Regions from separate parts of the Homo sapiens genome. Here region 2 is linked to region 1. A link is an interaction called in ENCODE POLR2A ChIA-PET data of the cell type or tissue named here. Cell type or tissue: MCF 10A. All regions are shown on one strand. Each heading gives the region's core, and the rest is flanking DNA. Links, peaks and the distances in the headings are about the cores only.

Evidence for each region. ChIA-PET counts read pairs that join two places held together with the same protein. Peaks named below come from ENCODE experiments on the same cell type or tissue, not always from the same donor. Only the 100,000 strongest peaks of a DNase experiment are listed, where the experiment ranks them.
Region 2: POLR2A ChIA-PET joins it to region 1 with 13 read pairs; 11 of 35 experiments call an interaction of 5 or more read pairs at or near these places.

Annotation. Positions count from the first base shown.
Region 1 is chr5:134,505,301-134,516,246 of GRCh38, forward strand. It overlaps LINC01843 (long intergenic non-protein coding RNA 1843), which reads left to right and starts at 1,252. Exons shown (of 2, transcript NR_105045.1): 1 at 1,252-1,534; 2 at 3,106-3,930. RefSeq lists enhancers at 866-1,520, 3,776-4,449. In MCF 10A, for the core only: a CTCF peak has its summit at 7,108 (motif pointing left); DNase peaks (open chromatin) are centred at 4,231, 5,961 and 6,791.
Region 2 is chr5:134,171,490-134,180,961 of GRCh38, forward strand. SKP1 (S-phase kinase associated protein 1) reads right to left here and starts at 5,461. Exons shown (of 6, transcript NM_170679.3): 1 at 5,366-5,461; 2 at 2,437-2,533. The coding sequence starts at 2,533. RefSeq lists enhancers at 4,842-5,121, 5,212-5,461, 6,365-6,879 and a silencer at 5,612-5,691. In MCF 10A, for the core only: no CTCF peak of the experiment used is centred there; DNase peaks (open chromatin) are centred at 3,862, 5,472, 5,802 and 6,412.

The sequences.
Region 1 (10,946 bases), core at 1,812-9,811:
GGAGAATCGCTTGAACTTGGGAGGCAGAGGTTGCAGTGAGCCGAGATCGTGCCACTGCATTCCAGCCTGGGTGACAGTGCGAGACATAGTCTTAAAAAAAGAAAAAAAGAAAAAGAAAAGAAAAGAAAAGCATCTTGTGCTGGGCACGGTGGCTCACGCCTGTAATCCCAGCACTTTGGGAGGCTGAGGCAGGTGGATCACTTGAGGTCAGGAGTTCGAAACCACCCTGGCCAACACAGTGAAACCTCGTCTCTACTAAAAAAAAAAAAAATTAGCCAGGTGTGGTGGCAGGCACCTGTAATCCCAGCTACTTGGGAGGCTGAGGCAGGAGAATCACCTGAACCCAGGAGGCGGAGGTTGCAGTGAGCCGAGATCGCACCATGGCACTCCAGCCTGGGAAACAGAGGGAAACTCCATTTAAAAAAAAAAAAAAAGCATCTTGTTCTGTCTGCTATGTGGGCTCTAACTGGAATTGGTAGGGCTATGGGCTCCAGGAGGCTTCATTAGCCAGAGGACCTACTAGGACTGGGCCTGCACTGATATCTTGAGGTAGAGGTGGGGGCCTGGAAGCTGGGTGCAGGGCTGAGGCCCCTCACTGGGTCTGCACTGAACAGCTAGGCCCAGGAGCCAAATCATGGTTGCAGACATTTGGCTTCCATTATCTGACTATTTGGGACAGCCTCAAGCTAGACTTGATTACTGCAAACCTGAAATAGTTCCTTATTAGACAGGGCTAGCTCACCCTCCTAAATGAGTCTTGTTGGGACTCTCGGGGTCTTGCACTGAGCACACTTCCTCATCCTATCCTCCAGCCCCTCTGGCAGGAAAGTAGGAGCACCCCCAGGGCTTCTGCCCCGGGCCTCTGCACAGACTCCAGGGGCACCTGTGGGGCTGAGGGCAAGTGGCAGCACAGTGCCTCCGGCCAGGACTGGCCCAGCCCTCTTCCCTGTGCCCAGCTCCTCCCCATGGAAGAAAGGGGAGAACAGGACTGGCTACTTGAGGACACCAGGGACTGGGCCTGCCTGAGAGTGACAGTTCTGGGACTCTCCCTGCTCCCGGTGAATGCCAGCCAGGGTGTGGGGCCCAGGAGGCTCCAGTGCTTTCCCAGTCCAAAGGTCACTAACTGCCCAGCCGCTGGGAGTGTGTGCAGGGGGCGGTTCTCCAGCCAGGGAGGTGCAGGAATAAAGGGGGTGTGGGGAGACAGGAAGAGGCTGAGCTTGTGGGGCCTGAGAGCCTCTCCCCTGGGCAGGGTGGGGTCATTGGGCTGCCTTAGATTCCCCCCCCCACCTCTCAGCCTGCTGCCTCTGGACAAAGCTCTGCAGAGGAGCCCCATCTCCTTCAGCCCCCTCCTGCCTTTGGGGTGCAAGTTTCCTGAAGGACTTGAGTGAGATGTCACCAAGCAACAGGCTGTCAGGCTCTTGGCAGCAAGTACTGGCCCAGCGACTCGCGGCAGAGTCTCTCCTTGGGGCGTCTGTCCTTATCAGGGGTGGATGCTGTCAGACTTGCTAATGGTGGAATTTCTGGCATGTGGCAGGTGGGTAAAAGAGACCCCTGGGCTAGGGAGCCATTTGCAAGTCCCTCAGATGGCCTCAGGTGTGGGTCATGCTCCACTGCAGCCATGGTTACTGGGAAGCCAAGTGGACTCCATGGGGCTCCAAGCAGTGGGAGGGAGCTCCTGGGAGACACAGTGTGGCCCAGATGCCCTGGTCATGGGGACATCCAAGCACAGGTGAGAAACTTGGGCAGGGAGGGTGCAGAGGAAATTTGGAAATGGCTGAGAGGCTGGACTCAAGGTCTCTTGGGCTTGAACTGAGCTCAAGCAATCCACCCACTTCAGCTTCCCAAGGTGCTGGGATTACAGTCGTGAGCCATGGCATCCGGCTGGACTCAAGGTCTCTTGTTCCCTGATCCTGGGCTTGGCATGGAGAAGGGAGGAAGCTGAAGGGGGCAGGTAAAAAGATGCCTACCTGGGCACTGTAGACTAAATGAACCCTCAGACTGTGAAAGTCTCAGAAATCAGAGAAAGAGGCCTGGTGTGGTGGCTTGCACCTGTAATCTTAACACTTTGGGAGGCTGAGGCGGGAGGATTGCTTGCGCCCAGGAGGTTGAGGCTGGAATGAGCCATGATCACTCCAGTGCACTCCAGCCTGAGTAACAGAAAGAGACCCTGTCTCAAAAAAGAAAAAAGAAAAAAAAAACAGAGGAAGGGACTGGCACTTCCAAGTCAGAGAGAGCTCCCTGAAGAGGTGGGCCTGGTAATTGAGAAAGAAAGCAGTTGAGACAGACACGGGGGCTATGGGAGCAAGAGTCTGGAGGTGCGAGCATGCCGGGCAGGTGTAAGGACTGGTGAGTCACCAGGGGAAATGTGTAAAAAGGCTGTGGGTAATGAGGTGGCAAACGGTGGAGAGCTCTGCCCTGAGCTCCATACCCTTCCAAGCCTTTGCCCATGCTTATGGTTGAATTGTGTCTCCATGCCATGCACAACAAAGATATACATTGGGCTGGGCACGGTGACTCACGCCTATAATCCCAGCACTTTGGGAGGCCAAGGCAGGTGGATCACCTGAGGTTGGGAGTTCGAAACCAGCCTGACCAACATGGAGAAACCCCGTCTCTACTAAAAATACAAAATTAGCTGGGCGTGCTGGCGCATGCCTGTAATCCCAGCTCATCGGGTGGCTGAGGCAGGAGAATCGCTTGAACCCAGGAGGCAGAGGTTGCGATGAGCCGAGATCGTGCCATTGTGCTCCAGCCTGGGCAACAAGAGCAAAACTCCGTCTCAAAAAAAAAACCAAAAACAAAACAAAACAAAAATATACATTGAAATCCTAACCTCCTGTACCTGTAAAGGTGACTGTATTTGGAAACAGGGTCTTTGCAGATTTAATAGTGTTAAAATAAGGTCATTAGAGTGGGCCCCACTCTGGTATGGCTGGTGTCCTTAGAAGAGGGAAAGTTGTTGAGGTGATGGGTATCCCAACTATCTTGATTTGGTTTTATACATTGTATACATGTGTCCAAATATAACCCGTACCCCCAAAATAGGTACAACTATTATGCAGCAATAAAACATTTTTATTTTTATTTTTACTTTTTTAAAAACAGGGCCAAGTGCAGTGGCTCACACCTATAATCCCAGCACTTTGGGAGGCTGAGGCACGAGGATTGCTTGAGCCCAGGAGTTCATCACCAGCCTGGGCAATATAGCCAGACCCGGTCTCCACAAAAAAATTTTTAAAAATTAGCTGGGCATGGTGGCCTGTGCCTGTAGTCCCAGCTCTTTGGGAGACTGAGGCAGGAGGATCAACTTGAGCCCAGAAGGTCGAAGCTGCAGTAAGCCATGGTCATGCCAGCGGAGTTGAGCCTGGACCACAGAGCAAGACACTATAGGGAAGACAGCCAGGTGAAAATGAAGGCAGAGACCAGAGTTATGCATCCGAAAGGCAAGGAATGCCGGGGGCTGCCAGAAGCTGGAAGAGGCAAGGCAGGATCCCCCACTAAAGGCCTTGGAGGGAGCATGGCTTTAGCAGCACCTCAATTTGGGATGTCTATTTTCCGGAACAGCGGGAATAAGTGTCTGCTGCTGTAAGCCACCCTGCCTGTGGCACTTTGTTACAGCAGCCCAGGAACCTGACCCAGCCAGGCTGCTCCTGCTGCCCAGTGTGCCCTTCTCTCATCCCTCCAGCTGGTCTCTCACTGCCTTCGAGCCCCATCACCTGCTCGGGCTCCCCCTCTGTGTGTCCCCAGTTCTGGACACTTATTCAGCAGACCTGTAAGTTTTGCTGGCCAGCCTATCTCCCTGGCTAGACTGAAGGCTCCTTCAGGGCAGGCCTAACCTGTGCTAGGGCAGCATGATGCCTGGTACAGAATAGGGGCTCCTTAGATGTGGGGTAAATAAAGGAATGCTCGAAGGGTGATGGGCCCCTGTGAGACTGGGATGTGCCATCTACTTCTTCACAGCCTGGCTCAGCTCAGGCTAGGGACATGACAGTGCTCAGAGAGGTCACAGCATCTTCCACACAGACCATTCCCAGCTCCGCCACTCTCCAGTTCCCTCTTGGTGCCATATGAGTCTGAGGAACTTGGGGAAATTCCTAACCTTCCCTTTCAATTGAGCCATTAGCCCTTGGAGTTAGCCACAACGTAATTGCTCAGGTCCCTCCAACAAGGGGACTGTGTCTGTGGCTTGATGACTCATGCACACTGCTCCATTCCACAACCTTGGGCAGGACTTGGGGCTGGGGACAGTGCCAGCCAGCATAGGCAAGGAGCTTGGACATCCCATTACCCCAACCCAGTCCCCAGGAACAGAGTGTACTCAAGGTTTCAGGACAAAAATCTAGAAGCAAGGAGGCGAACTGAGTGAGATTTGAGTGACGAAAAGGAGCAGACAAAGACAACAGCGAGTACAAAGGCCCTGAGGCAGGAACGAGCTTGGCATGATCAAGAACTGAAAAGAGCACAGGGGAGGCTGCAGCACAGTGAAAGAGAGGTCAGTGATAGGACATGCGATTAGACGGGGCCCACTAGACAATCCAGGATAATCCCTCCCTCTCAAGGCCCTTAATTTAATCATATCTGCAAAGTGCCTTCTGCCATGTCGGGGAACGTATTCACAGGCTCTGGGGAGTGCAGCGCAGACATCTTTAGGGATGGGCATTATTGTGTCTACCGCAGTATCTCTCTCACCCTCTTGTCTGTCTCTCTTGCTCTATCGCTACATTTCTGTTTACCTATCTACCTATTTATTTGAACCTGACCATGGATCTATTGACCACAATTTATTTCTCTTCCTACCCCTTTATCAAGCTTCAATAAGTTATTTATCAATCTATCATTCCTCAGTGGCTTTGATCTTTTACTCTGATAACAGCATCACCCCTTAGCCATCTGTCTAACAAACTAAACGTTAAACTCAATCTATCATTTAGTTGTCCTCTGTCCATGATGAATTATCAATCATCTACCTCCATCTTTGCAGATGTTGTACAGATGTGGACATTTTTTCTCAATGTCTATTGAAAAGATCGATAGATATGAGTTCAGTAAATATCCACTGAGTGCTGGCCACGTGCCCATTGCTATGTCATGTGTGGGTGAAATAAGGGGCTGACACTCCCAGTAGCCATAGAGGGTCCTTTTTCATTTTATCATTATCCCCAACAATGCTGTGATCACCAATCCAGGCACACTGTCCAATTTTGTCATCCACCTTGGAATCTTTTTTTTTTTTTTTTGAGATAGGGCTCTTGCTCTGTCACACAGGCTGGAGGGCAGTGGTGTGATCACAGCTCACTGCAGCCTCAATCTCCCAGGCTTAAGCAATCCTCCCACCTCAGCCTCCAGAGTATCTAGGACTACAAGCAAGTGCCACCATGCCCAGCTAATTTTTGTATTTTTTAAGAGACAAGGTCTCACTATGTTGCCCACGCTGGTCTCAAACACCTAGACTCAAGCAATCCTCCTCCCTTAGCCTCCCGAAGTGTTAGGATTATAGGCATGAGCCACTGGCCCTGTCCAGGGACCATTTTTATATAAACTTTCCAGTGAAATCCAGGCTGCTCTAGTCTGCCTTTTGCCTACTAGCCTCCTTGTATATGCATAAATAATGCAGACTCATTTTAACTTGATGTTGATCTTACATAAAGTGTGGGTGGAAAAGTATATCTGCTGGGCAAGCATCTAGTGCATCAAATAACGAATCCTAAAGTTAAATGGAAATTATTTTTAGGTTGTCTGGGCAAATAGCACAGAAGGTGGGGGGAATCCAGAGATATGACCTCAGATGTGACACATGCAGACACACGACACACCACACATACACACACACACACACACACACACACACGCATATGGGTACACACAAATGCACCTTCTCTCTTCCTTCTGCCCCCACACTAGCAGCTCCTTCCTGGCTTCCTCCGCCCCTCACTCACACAAAGGGCCAAAGCAAATACTTCAGCACTGAGTCATGTCCTACCTCATCTTGTTTCCAGCCTAGGAATCTCACCTCCCCACCTGGGCTGTGAGGTCTTCTGGGGCAAAGATGGTGTCTGCTTCTCCTTAGGTGTGCCCTCCTAGTCTGATCAGCCAGAGGACTGGACACCTAGGAGCTGCTTGCCTTTCCTTGAGCTCCGAGGGCAGTTGAGGATCAGGGAGGCAAGGGAGCTAGATGTCCAGTGGTAGACGCTCTCTAGGGCAGCCTCTTTGCCCCCCCAGGAATCTGCCTCTCCTGCCCAACCCGGATGCCAGATAACATAGGTTTCTTTTTTCTGTAGCACTCTCCTAGAGGAGCTGTGTTAGGTAGATAATCTGCCTAGAGCTGGCCTAGCTGGGGATCAACTCAACAAGAATTTCTTGTTTCCAAGCGTCTCCTTCACATGGGCATCCAGTGCCAATTTGTGTCCAAGTCTCTTCCCTAGCACACGGGATGGAGGTCCAGCATATTTGGAGACAGCTCACTGTGTGCCAGAGCCACAGGTCCTAGAATATCCAGCAATCACAGTACCCAGGGCCACCCCAGCCTCACAAGTCACTGTGCCCAAGGCCCTGAGGGAAGAACAGCTTGCTCACTAGTGCCTGAAGGAGGCTCCCAAGGCAGCCACCTTGTACACTGGAGACACTCCCAGCAGTGGGAGGCAGATCAAGGCCAGGACACCGTTAATGAAGCTTTGACTAGGGTGAGGCATCTCAGGGCCAGCTGGCCTTGCTGCTTCTCACCCCACTCTAAGCCTTGATCTGTCCACATACTTGACCCTGTTAGAATCTGGTGTCTGCCCCTCCCCCATCCTGATGTAACACATCTCTGTAGCCTGAAGCCGGCCCAGTTCTTGGCTCAGAGCTACTGCGTCTGCAGCACAGATCTGTCCCTGAGCACAGCTCGCACCAGCTTCCCTGCAGGCCTAGAGCCCAAGCCCTGGCCTCAGGCAATCTCCGCTTCCCTTGAGGCCAGCCCAGAGCCCCAACTCAGTGAGTTCTCATGAACTGTTTAGACTCCACCAGGTAATGAATTGTCCCCACTCTGCTGTCTCAGGAGCCAGGCTGGGCCAGGTATTCTCAGATTGAATTTGTTGGGAAGAAAGGGCACTCCACCTGCTGGAGGAGGGAGCACCTCCTGGAGGCCATGCCGCTCAGAAACTTTCTTCCCACACAGCTTCCAGCCCCAGGCTGCCCACCCAAGTCTCAGCAGGCCAAAGGCCTAGTGAGGCTTTTCTGTGCCCCTGCTGGAGCCCAACGTCCATGAGAAGGCTCTAGAATGCATTTAGGATCTGAGACTGGTCCAGCTGAAACAGCCCAGAGAGACCCTAATCCTGGGGCCCAGAGAGAGCCAAACAGGCCCCAGGCCACACAGAGGGCAGCCCTGAGGCTAGCCTAGAGGGCAGGTTTCTTGCCCCTTCCTACCAGGAGAAGCGTGTCCTTGCCACACCAATGATGTTTCTGTCCCTGGGTGGATTCCAAGCACCTGCGGGGCAACCAGCACTGCCCAAATGCAGAGGGCTTCTTGGGTTCCCCCAGTAACCCCAAGGTCGACTCCTCCCCTCCATCTCCACAGCTCCTGCCCCTGCCCTTCCCCCCTTCCCAGTCTTGCTCCCTACATACTCCAGTACAAGCAAATTCATGAATTCGGTACATACATTTCCAGACCTTTTTTTCCCGTACAAAAATGCACATGTTTGTGTCTCTGTGTGTGTTCAGAGAAAAATGTAAACTTTCATTTTGTAGGGTTTTTTTTTTGTTTGTTTTGTTTGCTTTTTTTTTTTTTTTTACTATGAGTGGGATCATACTGCACATATTACCCTGAAAGTTGTCTGTCACTTAACACTTCTCTTTTTTTTTTTTTTTTTTTTTTTGAGACAGAGTCTGGCTCTGTCGCCCAGGCTGGAATGCAGTGGCCCGATCTCGGCTCACTGCAATCTTCGCCTCCCAGGTTCACACCATTCTTCTGCCTCAGCCTCCCGAGTAGCTGGGACCACAGGCGCCCGCCACAACGCCCGGCTAATTTTTCGTGTTTTTAGTAGAAACGGGGTTTCACCATGTTAGCCAGGATGGTCTCGATCTCCTGACCTCGTGATCCGCCTGCCTATGCCTCCCAAAGTGCTGGAATTACAGGTGTGAGCCACCGCGCCCAGCCAACACTTTTCTTAAGGTTCTTTTTACACCAGGTATACAAAACTGCACAATGCCACTTCTTTGGCTATCTTGTTCGTTTTTCTTTTCTTTCTTTCTCTCTCTCTTTCTTTTTTTTTTTTTTTTTTTTTTGAGACAGGGTCTCACTCTATTGCTCAAGCCAGAGTGTAGTGGTGCAGTCACGGCTCACTGCAGTCTTGGGCTCAAGTAATCCTCCCACTTCAGCCTCCCAAGTAGCTAAGACTGCAGGTGCACACCACCACGCCCAGATAATTTTTTTGTTTTTTTTTTGAGGTGGGGTTTCGCTCTTCTTGCCCAGGCTGGAGTGCAATGGCGCAATCTTGGCTCACTGCAACCTCCGCCTCCCGGGTTCAAGCAATTCTCCTGCCTCAGCCTCCCAAGTAGCTGGGATTACAGGCATGTGCCACCATGCCCAGCTAATTTTGTATTTTTAGTAGAGACGGGGTTTCACCATGTTGGTCAGGCTGGTCTTGAACTCCTGACCTCAGGTGATCCGCCCACCTCGGCCTCCCAAAGTGCTGGGATTACAGGCATGAGCCACCGCCCCTGGCCTAATTTTTTGTATTTTTTTATAGAGCCAGGGTTTCATTACGTTGCCCAGGCTGGTCTCAAACTCCTGGGCGCAGGCGATCCATCCACCTCAGCCTCCTAAATGCTGGGATTACAGGCGTGAGCCACCACGCCCAGCTGGCTGCTTTGTTCTATTTGCACTGTGCATTATTTAGTTAGTCCTTCAGTGAATGGACATTCAGTCTGTTTCCACATTTTCACTGTTACAAACAATGCTGTAATGGCTATTCTTAAACTGCCATCCTTGTGCCCACATCAGAGGGTCTCACAGCGGGGGGTGGGGGAGGGTTCCTGGATTTAGAGCTGCACGCTCTCATCTCCTTCCAATGTGAGGCAACTGCAGGGTCTCACCTTCACTTCAAGCAGCTCACAAATGTAGTTTCTGGAACAAAGGGCAGTTCCCTCCTCAGAAGGAGCCCCCAGGGGTTAGCATCATGCTCCATACCCCACTGCATGCTATAAACCAGGCAGACACCATCCATCTGTCTGACTTTGACTTCCCCTGTATCTTCCCACCTCCACTTCTCCCCTACCCCCAACCCCATCTCATATGAATCACCGTCACTATGCAGGTCCACCTCCAGGCCTTTCTCAAGAAACTCTCTTGCCCATTTCAACCTTCAGGATCCTCAGATGGCTTGTTGTACCTTGACCATCCTGCATATGCTTAAGGACCTGTCTTCCTAAATGGGCTTAAATCCAGTGAAGGGAGATCTGGATCTGAGGCTCACTGCCTTAGCGTAGAGCCTTCATGGTGTGTTTGTAAATGTATGCTACTTTTTTTTTTTTTTTTTTGGAGAGGGAGTCTTGCTCTGTCGCCCAGTGCGATCTCGACTCACTGCAAACTCTGCCTTCCGGGTTCACGCCATTCTCCTGCCTCAGCCTCCCAAGTAGCTGGGACTACAGGCGCCCGCCACCACGCCTGGCTAATTTTTTTGTATTTTTAGTAGAGACGGGGTTTCACCATGTTAGCCAGGATGGTCTCGATCTCCTGACCTCGTGATCCGCCCACCTCGGCCTCCCAAAGTGCTGAGATTACAGGCATGAGCCACCGCACCCAGCCCCATACTTTTTATTATTATTATTATTAGAGACATGGTATTGCTCTGTAACCCAGGCTGTAGTGCAGTAGAGCAATTCTAGCTCACTGTAGCCTCGAATACCTGGGCTCATGCAATCCTCCTGCCTCAGCCTCCCAACCTGTTGGAATTACAGGCATGAGCCACCATACCCTGCCCCAATGTAATGCTATTTCTAATATAAGCCAAGTTACCTCCAGGGTGACTGTGAATCAGTAAATACATGGGGCCAGGTATGGTGGCTCACATCTGTAATCTCAGCACCATGGGAGGCTGAGATAGGAGTATCACTTGAGACCAGGAGGTCAAGACCAGACTGAACAACATAGTGAGACCCTGTCTCTATAAAAAATAAAAAATTAGCTGGACATGGTGGCTCATGCCTGCCGTCCCAGCTACTCAGGAGGCTGAGGCAGGAGGATCACTTGAGCCCAAGATGAGCTTGAGACCACAGTGAGCTATGATCGATTGCACCACTGCATTCCAGCTTAGGTGACAGAGTGAGACCCCGTGTCTAAAAAATAAATAAATAACAAATAAAAATAAATCAGTAAATACAAGGAAAGGGTCTTTGTAAGACTATCAGATGTGGGGAGATTTGCTTTGATTGATCAGAAACCCTGGGAAAGGTGAAAGTAAGGGTTTTGCTTATACTGCTCAACTTGACTTAGAGCCAACACCTTCAGTTCTTGGTGGTCCTTGGATTGGGCCAGGCCTTTCAGCTCAGAATGGGGCGTGTCACACTTTGACTCTGGTTGGGCTGGCCCTTGACTTGGCTGGAGTTATTGGCTGCTGCCAGTTTCCGGGGAAGCGTTTGGAGGCCCCAGGGATCTTCATTTCCTTTTGCCATCTGTAGCCACCAGGCTGGATCTGAGAGTCTAAGAGGGACAGGTGGCCTGGCTGGCACATTATCCAGACATCTCCTGGGACTGGGCAGTACCGTCTCCGAACTGGCTGGCTAAGGCTCCAGAGGGGTGCCTCTCCCAGGCATGTGTTTGTAGTGCACCCCAGGAAGAGCCAAGTCTGGATCTTTCCAGGGCAGTGTCTTCAGCCATGAACACAGACCTGAGCAGATTTTCCCTCTGTTCCAAACCCAAGCTGCAATTTCTGCCTGGAGCCCAGAAGGCAGAAGCTGCTGGTTTTGTCCTC
Region 2 (9,472 bases), core at 1,473-9,472, 330 kb before region 1:
TCTAACTCTGGGGCCAATATCCACAAACTCAATCACCTAGTAGACTGCTACTAGTAGATCTTCTGAAGGAATCTCAAACATGGTTTAAACTCAAAGTCATTTTCTTCTCCATTCCTCTCAAACCCATTTTCAGCTCTACCAACTACAGTATCACAATTCCATCCCACCCCAACTAAAAACCGTATTTTCACTTTCCCTAGCACACCCTGTCTACTTTACTTCAGAATGATCTCCCAAAACATTCTAATTTTACTAGATTTGAAATATCACCTCGGCTGGGCTTAGTGGCTCATGCCTGTAATTCCAGCACTTTGGGAGGCTGAGGTGGGCGGATCACCTGAGGTCAGGAGTTTGAGACCAGCCTGACCAACATGGAGAAACCTCGTCTCTACTAAAAATACAAAATTTGCCTCGCATGGTGGCACATGCCTGTAATCCCAGCTACTTGGGAGGCGGAGGCAGGAGAAGTGCTTGAAGCCGGGAGGCAGAGGTGGCAGTGAGCTGAGATTGTACCACTGCACACCAGGCTGGGCAACAAGAGCAAAACTCAGTCTCAAAAAAATAAATAAATAAAAGAAATATCCTCACCAGTATTACATACTGCAATCTCTTCAAGACTCAAGAATAACACTAGCCAAGATGTTCCCACAGCGCCACTTGGCGCGCAACTTTATTAATGCACTAATTACACCATGTGACAAGTTTGCCTTGTTTGTGTCTGACTTCCCTCCTAGTTTATAAATTCTTCAAGGGCAAAGGCCATGTCTCACTTACCTTCTTTTCACCAGCACCAAAGCTTGGCACATAACCCTTCTCTTCGTTCAAGTATTTATAATCTACTGATCTTTCCCTACATAAAAAACCTCTGACATTTAAGTACTAAAGAACACTCAATACTACTAAGTTTTTTTCATCAATTCCAGACACTGATTTGTATCACCCCACTGGTAACACTAAAAAGAGATCCACATTAACTAGCGAAAGTTTCAAGACCTGTTTTCTAAGTCACTTCCTTATGCTGCATATATACTTTGTAGTAGTTTCAGAGGAATGACAAAACAGACAAAAGAGAAAGCTTGTTTAAAAAAAAAAAAAAAAATTCTGCCTGGCAGAGTGGCTCATGCCTGTAATGTGGCTCTTCCCAGTACTTTGGGGTGCCGAGGTGGGAGGATGGCTTGAGTCCAAGAGTGCGAGAACAACCAGGGTAACATAGGGAGATCCTGTCTCTATAAAAACATTTAGGCTGGGCGTGGTGTCTCATGCCTGTAATCCCAGCACTTTGGGAGCCTCAGGCGGGTGGATCGCAAGGTCAGAAGATCGAGACCAGCCTGACAAACATGGTAAAACTCCATCTCTACTAAAAAATACAAAAATTAGCCAGGCATGGTGGCATGCACCTGTAATCCCAGCTACTCGGGAGGCTAAGGCAGGAGAATCACTTGAACCCGGGGGGCAGAGGTTGCAGTGAGCTGAGATCATGCCACTTGCACACCAGCCTGGGCAACAGAGCAAGACTCCGTCTCAAAAAAAAAAAAAAAAAGAAAATTAAAAAATCAGCTGGGGCAGGGCGCGGTGGCTCACACCTGTGATCCCAGCACTTTGGGAGGTCGAGGTGGGCGGATCACCTGAGGTCGGGAGTCCGAGACCAGCCTGACCAACATGGAGAAACCCCGTCTCTAACAAAAATACAAAATTAGCCGGGCTTGGTGGCACATGCCTCTAATTCCAGCTACTCGGGAGGCTGAGGCAGGAGAATCGCTTGAACCAGGGAGACGGAGGTTACAGTGAGCCAAGACTGCACCATCGCACTTCAGGTTGGGCAACAAGAGCAAAAAAATCCGTCTCAAAAAAATCAGCTGGATGTGGTGGCACGTGCCTGTAGTCCCAGTTATTCGGAAGGCTGAGGTGGGAAGACTGACTGAGCCCAGAAGGTTGAGGCTGCAGTGAGCCGTGACTGCATCACTGCACTCCAGCCTGGACAAGAGTGAGACTCTGTCTCAAATAAATCAATCAATAAATAAAATCTACACAGCAATCCACAGAGCTCACTCCCTCCACTGAAATAAGGTGTTCTATTCAGCCACCATTATAGGACGGTATCTCTTTTCCAAAGACCTTAATTTCTATCACTGGAACTTATGAATTCAAATTTACTTGAACAGAAATTAACCATTGCCTAAGGCTTGGCAATCACTTCAATGTTTATTTTACCTTATGATTTTATCCATTTAATGAGAGAACGACCCTCACTAATTCAGACAATGCAGAAAGGATGACCTGTATCAGAAAAATGTAAGTTATAAAGAAAAAAATGTAAACTTTACCTCTTCATACTCTCAAGCACCTTATGACAGGCTGCTGCTCATATAAATTTGATATTCACAAACTATCTCAAATTACACATTTCCTCCCACCCAGGTTTTCCAATGAACTTACCTTCCAACATGGTCTTAATAGTCACAGATTGTTTGGCAATTTCCACATCAACTTCAAATATCTCTCCATCAGAACTCTGCAACTTAATTGAAGGCATCTAAAAAAAAAGGACATTAAATATAAAATTTAAGAGAGAGAGTTCTACATGACATTTCATCAACTACAGTCCATCAGAAGGCTCTAACTTATTGACCACAAAGTTCTAAGAACCTACAATACATAACCCTGTAAAGCACTGTTGTAAGCAGTTATTCACAAGTTAGTCTCCGAGTATTTCTATTAAAATTTTTTCAAAGTATAACTACTAGGAACAGAAGCTTTTAAGGCCTGCCCTACTGAACTCACTATTGGTATAAATTTAATAAAACATACATATTTGTATTTGCTTTCTGCCTGCCTTTCGTCTCCCACTGAATACTGGACTCCATCTGAACAGTTAACTGCCACAATTAACTACATGCGAACCTGAGGAAGGTCAGTCCAAAACAAACAACGCTACTAAATAAGATAGAAATTTTCCCCACAGTGAGTCCTACCTGTGAAGATGAGTTCAGATCCAAAGAGTACATCAGAATATGCTCATTTATGTCTGAGGCAATGCAAGACCATATACAAGAGAATAAAATGATTTAAAGATAAGCAGATGTGAGTACAATTCCCTAAATCTACTTAAAAGCTTCATTTCAGAGCCCTTTTTATCTTTCAGTACTGACTGTCCAGGTGACCAACTTTGAGATCTCTTGGCAAGATCTCCATAATAATAACCTATTACTTGCTCTGAAAACGCATTTATTAATTCAGATTAATTATGAGTCGTTAGGAAAAAGATATAATCTTACATAAAAAGTTAAGCATTTAATTTCAAAGGACTTGAGTTCTGGCAAAAAAAAAAAAAAAGGCATTTAAAATTAAAAGTCCAACAATTTCTTACCATCTTCAAATTCTTTTTTTAAAAAAGAAAACATACAAACAAGGAAAACAACAACAACAAAAAGAATAGCAATACCTGGTACAGATTAATTCAAGGCCTCTTAAAACTCACATACAACTTTTAAAAGGCCCATGCTTCTCAAGTATTCATAATCCGGTGATGTCACTATTAACTTATGGCACCTCTGAAGTTTTCTAGGTGTGTTGTATTACAAATCGCATATATTTTCCCAAAAGTGTATCATTTGGCATTTAAAACATGCATCACACCCATTTTATGTTCAAAGACTTATGACCCATTACATCGGTTAAAATATTCATTCAGCTTCTCTGAGACAATTGTCGCCAACCCCAAAGCAAACAGGTTGTTAGGCAAAGGAAGCAAAAAAGTAAAGCATGTTTTAAAACCAGCCACTGAAATATCCTACTCTCACTCATCCATAGTTGGAGAGAATCAGATTTCACTTTGCGATTCACAAACATGTCTGCTTCTCCATGTTGCTTAGCGCTTGCCAATAATGCAGTTGTCCCTGCTTAATGGAGAAGGATGCAGAGTAGAGGACCCTTCCTGTGACAAGACCACAACAAAAGGTATCTCCAAAAGAAAATATTTTAACCTGAGCCCAATTTTTAATTATAAAACATTTAAACATGTAATTTTTATATTAGATAGTACTGAAATGAACAGTGCAGAATCACAAATCTAACAATGCAGTTGATTAAAATTACTCTAAAAGCAAGACGACCGTTTCATATTTCTTTCAAATAACTCAAGATAAGTGCTTAGTCATAGTCAAGTTTGTGGATTGGGTTACTCTTAAGGGAGTTGAGACCTTACTAAATAGCAGCTGGTCAATCGGTTAATCTGTAATTCGATGCACTTGGTAATACTAAACTCAAAGATAAGTTTTAGTGTTACAGTAGAATAAAGTGCAAAATTTTTAAGTAATAATGGATGAAATATTTATTTGAAATGCTTTCAAAACAATTCCATTCTAAAGAAAGAGGCCTAAAGGCTCCTGCACTTGTAAATAATTCTCCATGGCCAGCATAAAGCGGGTTCTATCACATCATATAGAAAAAAAAACCCCTGCGCTTTAAGTGACCCGAAATTCTGACACTGCTTTTTAGACTGCACAGTGGAGGAGACGGTATTGTTCTATGAAACGGATACATTCTACTGTCACGCTCTAAAGGAAAAATGCATGTCCCTAAAACCCAAACGTGAAGTTTCCATTAAAAGTGAATCAAAGCAGGTAGACGTCCTATTTCTTTAAAAGCCAGATACCTAGAGTTAAGTTATACACAGTTAAGGCTCCTACAAGTCACACCACTCTGACGATGGTATCTGCTCAACGACTCCAAGTCATGGCAAAACAACGCTAAGAAATATTCAGATGGAGCAGGCGGCTATGTGCAGAAAGCCGGCGCCCGCACACGGTTAGCCAGGACCGACCGGTAGCTAGTGACGCCAGACACGGTGGAGAAAGGATGGGAGCCAAGAACCGGGCGGCCTCAGACCACCACCGCAGCTCTCCCTCCCGACCACAACAAAAGCCAGACACCGACACACGCCCACGCTCACGACAGCCAAGGGACCCCCATTCACAACCCCGCCGCCACCCCCGCCCTGGTCCCCGGGACAGCAGGCTTAAGACCAAGAGAGGCCCCCGGCCGCAGCCTGGGCCTTGCAGCCGAGCTCCGCGCCGGCTGACGCTCGGCCGGTGCAGAGAAGGCCCAGCCCGGGGTTCGGCTCACTTATGGAGCGCCGTGAGGACGCCCGGCCAGAGGAGGCCTCGCTGAGTCGGGGGCGGGGCAGGTGAACGGAACCTGGTAGGGTCTCCCGAAGAACAGGGTCGACAACGCGATCCACCGGGCCCGAAAGAAGGCCAGGCCCAGTCACCGCCCGCCGCGGGCAGGCCCAAACCGCAGCGGTGAGGCCAGCCGGCACGCAATCCGGTAGCCACGACCCTTTCCAGTTCAGTGGGCGGCTACTCACGGTGTTCGGTGTTAAGGAGACGGCCGGCGGGAGGCTGACGAGAGCCGGGAGGCGTTAGCGAAGGAAGAGAAAAACCGAAGACGAAGCCACTACAGCGTCGCAGCGCGGCGCGGCGTCTGCTTTATAGGAGAGGGCGCAGGCGCCGAGGACCCCGGGGCGCGCGGCGTCACATCGCGGCTGGGCTGGCCGCCGAGATCGCCTGACGGCAGGCCGAGAACGGCTGGGCGGGCCCAGGCCGGGAGGCGGCAAGGAGCTGCCGGGGGCGGCTGGCCGGGGGATCGGGGGGCCGGAAGAGTTTTCGCCTCTCCCCAGCTCTGAAAGCGCCGCGCTGTCTCGTCAACTGGGTGCCGGACCCCGACTGGCCTAGAAAGGTCTTTCAGGCAGCGGTGCCCTAAGCCGAGTGAAAGACCCCAGTTAAAAAGCCTGGAAAAAACAAAACCGGGCGAGTGTGTGCGTCTCTGTGTGTGTTCCTGGGAACAACAGAACGGGGCGTGTGTGTGTGTGTTCACTCCTGGGGGGGGCTGCGTGTGTGTGTACGCGCGTGTGTTCATTCCTGAGGTGTATGTGCGCGCGCGGGTGTGTGTGTTCATTCCTGGGGTGGGGTGGGGTGGGGGTGGGGCGCTTGTGTGTGTGTGTTTTACTACTGAACTGATACAGCTTGTCCAGCTTCCATTCTCCACGGTAACCCTCCGAGGTGAAATAGTGTTAGCCTTTTCGCCTCTGCAGTGAGGGAACAGGTTCGGAACGGTTAAGTGGCAGAGCTAGGATTTGAACCTTACTCCACAATTAGGTGCTGTTAGCCCTTATTTCCTACTATTGACTTCTAAAGAGGCTTCCATGCCAAACATAGCCATCGTTATAGGGAAACCCCAAGTCTAGAGAGATGGCTCCATCTAGCAGTAGGTACCTACTCCTTCACTAAACATGCTTTGAGCCCGACGTGCGAGGCGTGGTGCTGGGGATTCCGCCGTGAACCAGGCAGCCAGGGCCCGGCCTGGACGTAACTCTTCTCTAGGGTGCTCCCAGGAAGGCTTTGATGAGGTCGATGGAATGAAGCCAGCTGTAAAGGAAAGGGAGTAGTCTGAAAGCCCCACCCTGTTCTGCTCGGGAACATTACTCTCCCCATCCTAGGAGACTGGGCGCCGGGCTCGCCTAGCCAACAGGCACGTGATGATATCCCTGACACCAGGAAGACAAAAGATACTTCCACACAGGGCCCCCTGAAGAAACCAGAGATGTACAGTGCCTCTGGGATGGGACTGGGCAGGAAGGCCAAGCAGCTCCTTGAGTTACCAGGTCTTTGTCTACAAGCCTATCCAGTGTCTGCCAGGTGCCACAGCTGATGACAGAAGATGAAACGCCTGCAGCTCTCAGACATTTTCTTTGCAGCACAGCCCTGCCCTCAGCAGCTCTAGCTTCAGGCCTCCTAGGCAGGGCCCACTGGAGCCCCTTTGCTCCCCGCCTATGGCATAGAAGGTGGTACCTTATTAACTCTCTTTAAGCATTCTAAGCAGGACTGTGCAGTGTCAGGTCACACAGCCCGGGGACCCAGCACAGGGTCTGGCATAAAAGTAGGGATATATTTTTCCAAATATGTCTGAGAACCCCCTTTATTAGAATCACCAAGAAATGTCTGCTTTTAAAACAGATTTTGGGGCCGGGCGTGGAGGCTCACGCCTGTAATCTCAGCACTTTGGGAGGCCGAGGTGGGCAGATCACTTGAACTCAGGAGTTTGAGACCAGCCTGGGCAACATGGTGAAACCCCGTCTCTACAAAAAAACAAAAATTAGGTGGGTGTGGTGGTGTGAGCGTGTAGTCCCAGCTACTCTGGAGGTTAAGGTGGGAGGATCACCTGAGCCCAGGAGGCAGAGGTTGCGGAGAGCCAAGATGGTGTCACTGCACTCCAGCCTGGGTGATAGAGTGAGACCCAGTCTCAAAAAAATAAATAAAACATATTTCATTTGCTTGTATATGGTGCTATATGTATAGATTATCTCAGGAAAGATACACAAGAAATTGGTCACCTCAGAGGAAGGGAACTAGGTCACTGAGGGATGGGTTAGAATAATTTTTCACCTTATACCCCTTTGTATCTTTTGGGTATCAATTCACATGAATGTATTACATATTCAAATTTTTTAACTTTAAAAATAAATTGGCTCAAGAAAAATGCAGATTCCTGGGTCCACTCTCAATCTAATAACTCCCTGGGGGCAGGTTTTTCTGCCCTTTAAACCAGTTCTCCAGGTGATCCTCAAGCCCAGAGTAAGTGCATAAACCTGTGTAGTAGGGTATCAGTGGTGAAGCACTGCCAGGAAGGAGCCAAGAGTGTTCGTCAGAGGTGACTAGTTTAGCGCCATACTTTCTGGATCAACCCTACCTTCTCTCAAACCTCCACTCGGGAGGGCCAAGGTAGCTGTAGCACTGTGGGACAGGCTGGGAGTGACTCCTCTCCATTCATTTATCCATAGTGATCACCCCAGGTCAGAAAGGACTGGCCCCCACAGAGTCCCCTTGGTACGTGTGGATACATGTGTGGGTGTGAGGAGCAGGGGTACCTATGTTTCCAGAGCTGGCCCTGAGGAAGCTGAGGCTCCACCCTTACTCCAATCACTCCACATGCTCCACACCAAGGGGTATTCAGAACCCCTTGTCCTACAGAGGAAGGAAACAAAACCAAAGAGACTTTCCCAGCCGTCACTCCAGCTCCAGCTACGTATCTGCCATCACAGCCCAGGCAGTCAATCTTAGCCCCATTCCTCAAATGCAGGAACATTTTCTAATTTACAACTGTTCCCAGCATACTACCTCCAGGGAAACTAAAGCCTTGGATTCAAATATTCCAGATGGGAAAATCCAGTTTTTATGATGAATTCAGTTCCAGAAATGATCTTCCTTTTTAAGTCTTCATTGGAGTCTTCATTGCTATAAAGCATTCACAGGAGGATTCCTATGAGGAGCAACCCTGTCAGTGCATCTAAAACGGGACCCTCGGCTGGGCGCAGTGGCTCACGCCTGTAATCTCAGCACTTGGGGAGGCCAAGGCAGGAGGATCACTTGAGGTCAGGAGTTTGAGACCAGCCTGGCCAACATGGTGAAACCCCGTCTCTACTAAAAATACAAAAAAAAAAAAAAAAAAATTAGCCAGGCATGGTGGTGGGCGCCTGTAATCCCAGCTACTTGGGAGGCTGAGGCAGAAGAATTGCTTGAACCCAGGAGGTGGAGGCTGCAGTGAGCGGAGATCACGCCACTACACTCCAGCCTGGGCGGCAGAGCAAGAGTCCATCTCAAAGTAAACAAACAAACAAGACTTTGCAGCCCAGAATTCAGTTCTCATTCCATTTCTTATGCACCCATCCATGGGACAGACTGTGGACTTAGACATGTGTTCCATCCCATAGGACAGCATGTAAGCTAGAAGTATTCAGTCCACATGGTGAAGGGTCCCCTGGCTGCATCCTGCTGTGTGTCAACTCTCTCAGTCTTGGTCCTCTAATACAGGGGTAAGCATAGCCACTCTGAAGTCAGACCACCTGCCTCTGTTATGTGATCTTGGGTAACTTACTTCACCTCTCTGGGCCTCACCTTCCTCTGTTGAAAGAGTTGGAAAGAAGGTATATGCCAGGCTTGGAGTGGGGAGGAGAACACTGCATGCTGTTAGCTTCTAGTGTGGGTCTCTGAGAAGGGACTCTCTCTCATTCTCCCATCCCCTCAACCCAGGGATAGGGAGGGATTAGGACCCCAGATAGGTTTGGAGGTTCTGAGAGAGGGGAGAATCTGTCTGTGGATAAGGTCTAAATAATCTTCCATGATGAGAAAGTATGGTAGCAGTCAAGTAGAAATGGCAGCTGGGTATGCCTAAGCAGGGGGCCCTGGGAGCATCTCAGGCCCATGCCTAATTTGTGAGAATCCCAGGAAGCATTAGCATGTGTTGTGAGGCCCTAGAACAGCATGAAGTTGCTGAGAGGGGGCAGATAACCAGGAAAGAACTTCTGTGATAATAAACCTAATAAAGGGAGCACTAAAGCCACAGTCCAAGCCAGAGACCATGGCACGAATGCAGACATCTGTGGGCACAGTAGAAACCAGAGACGACAACCCACAAC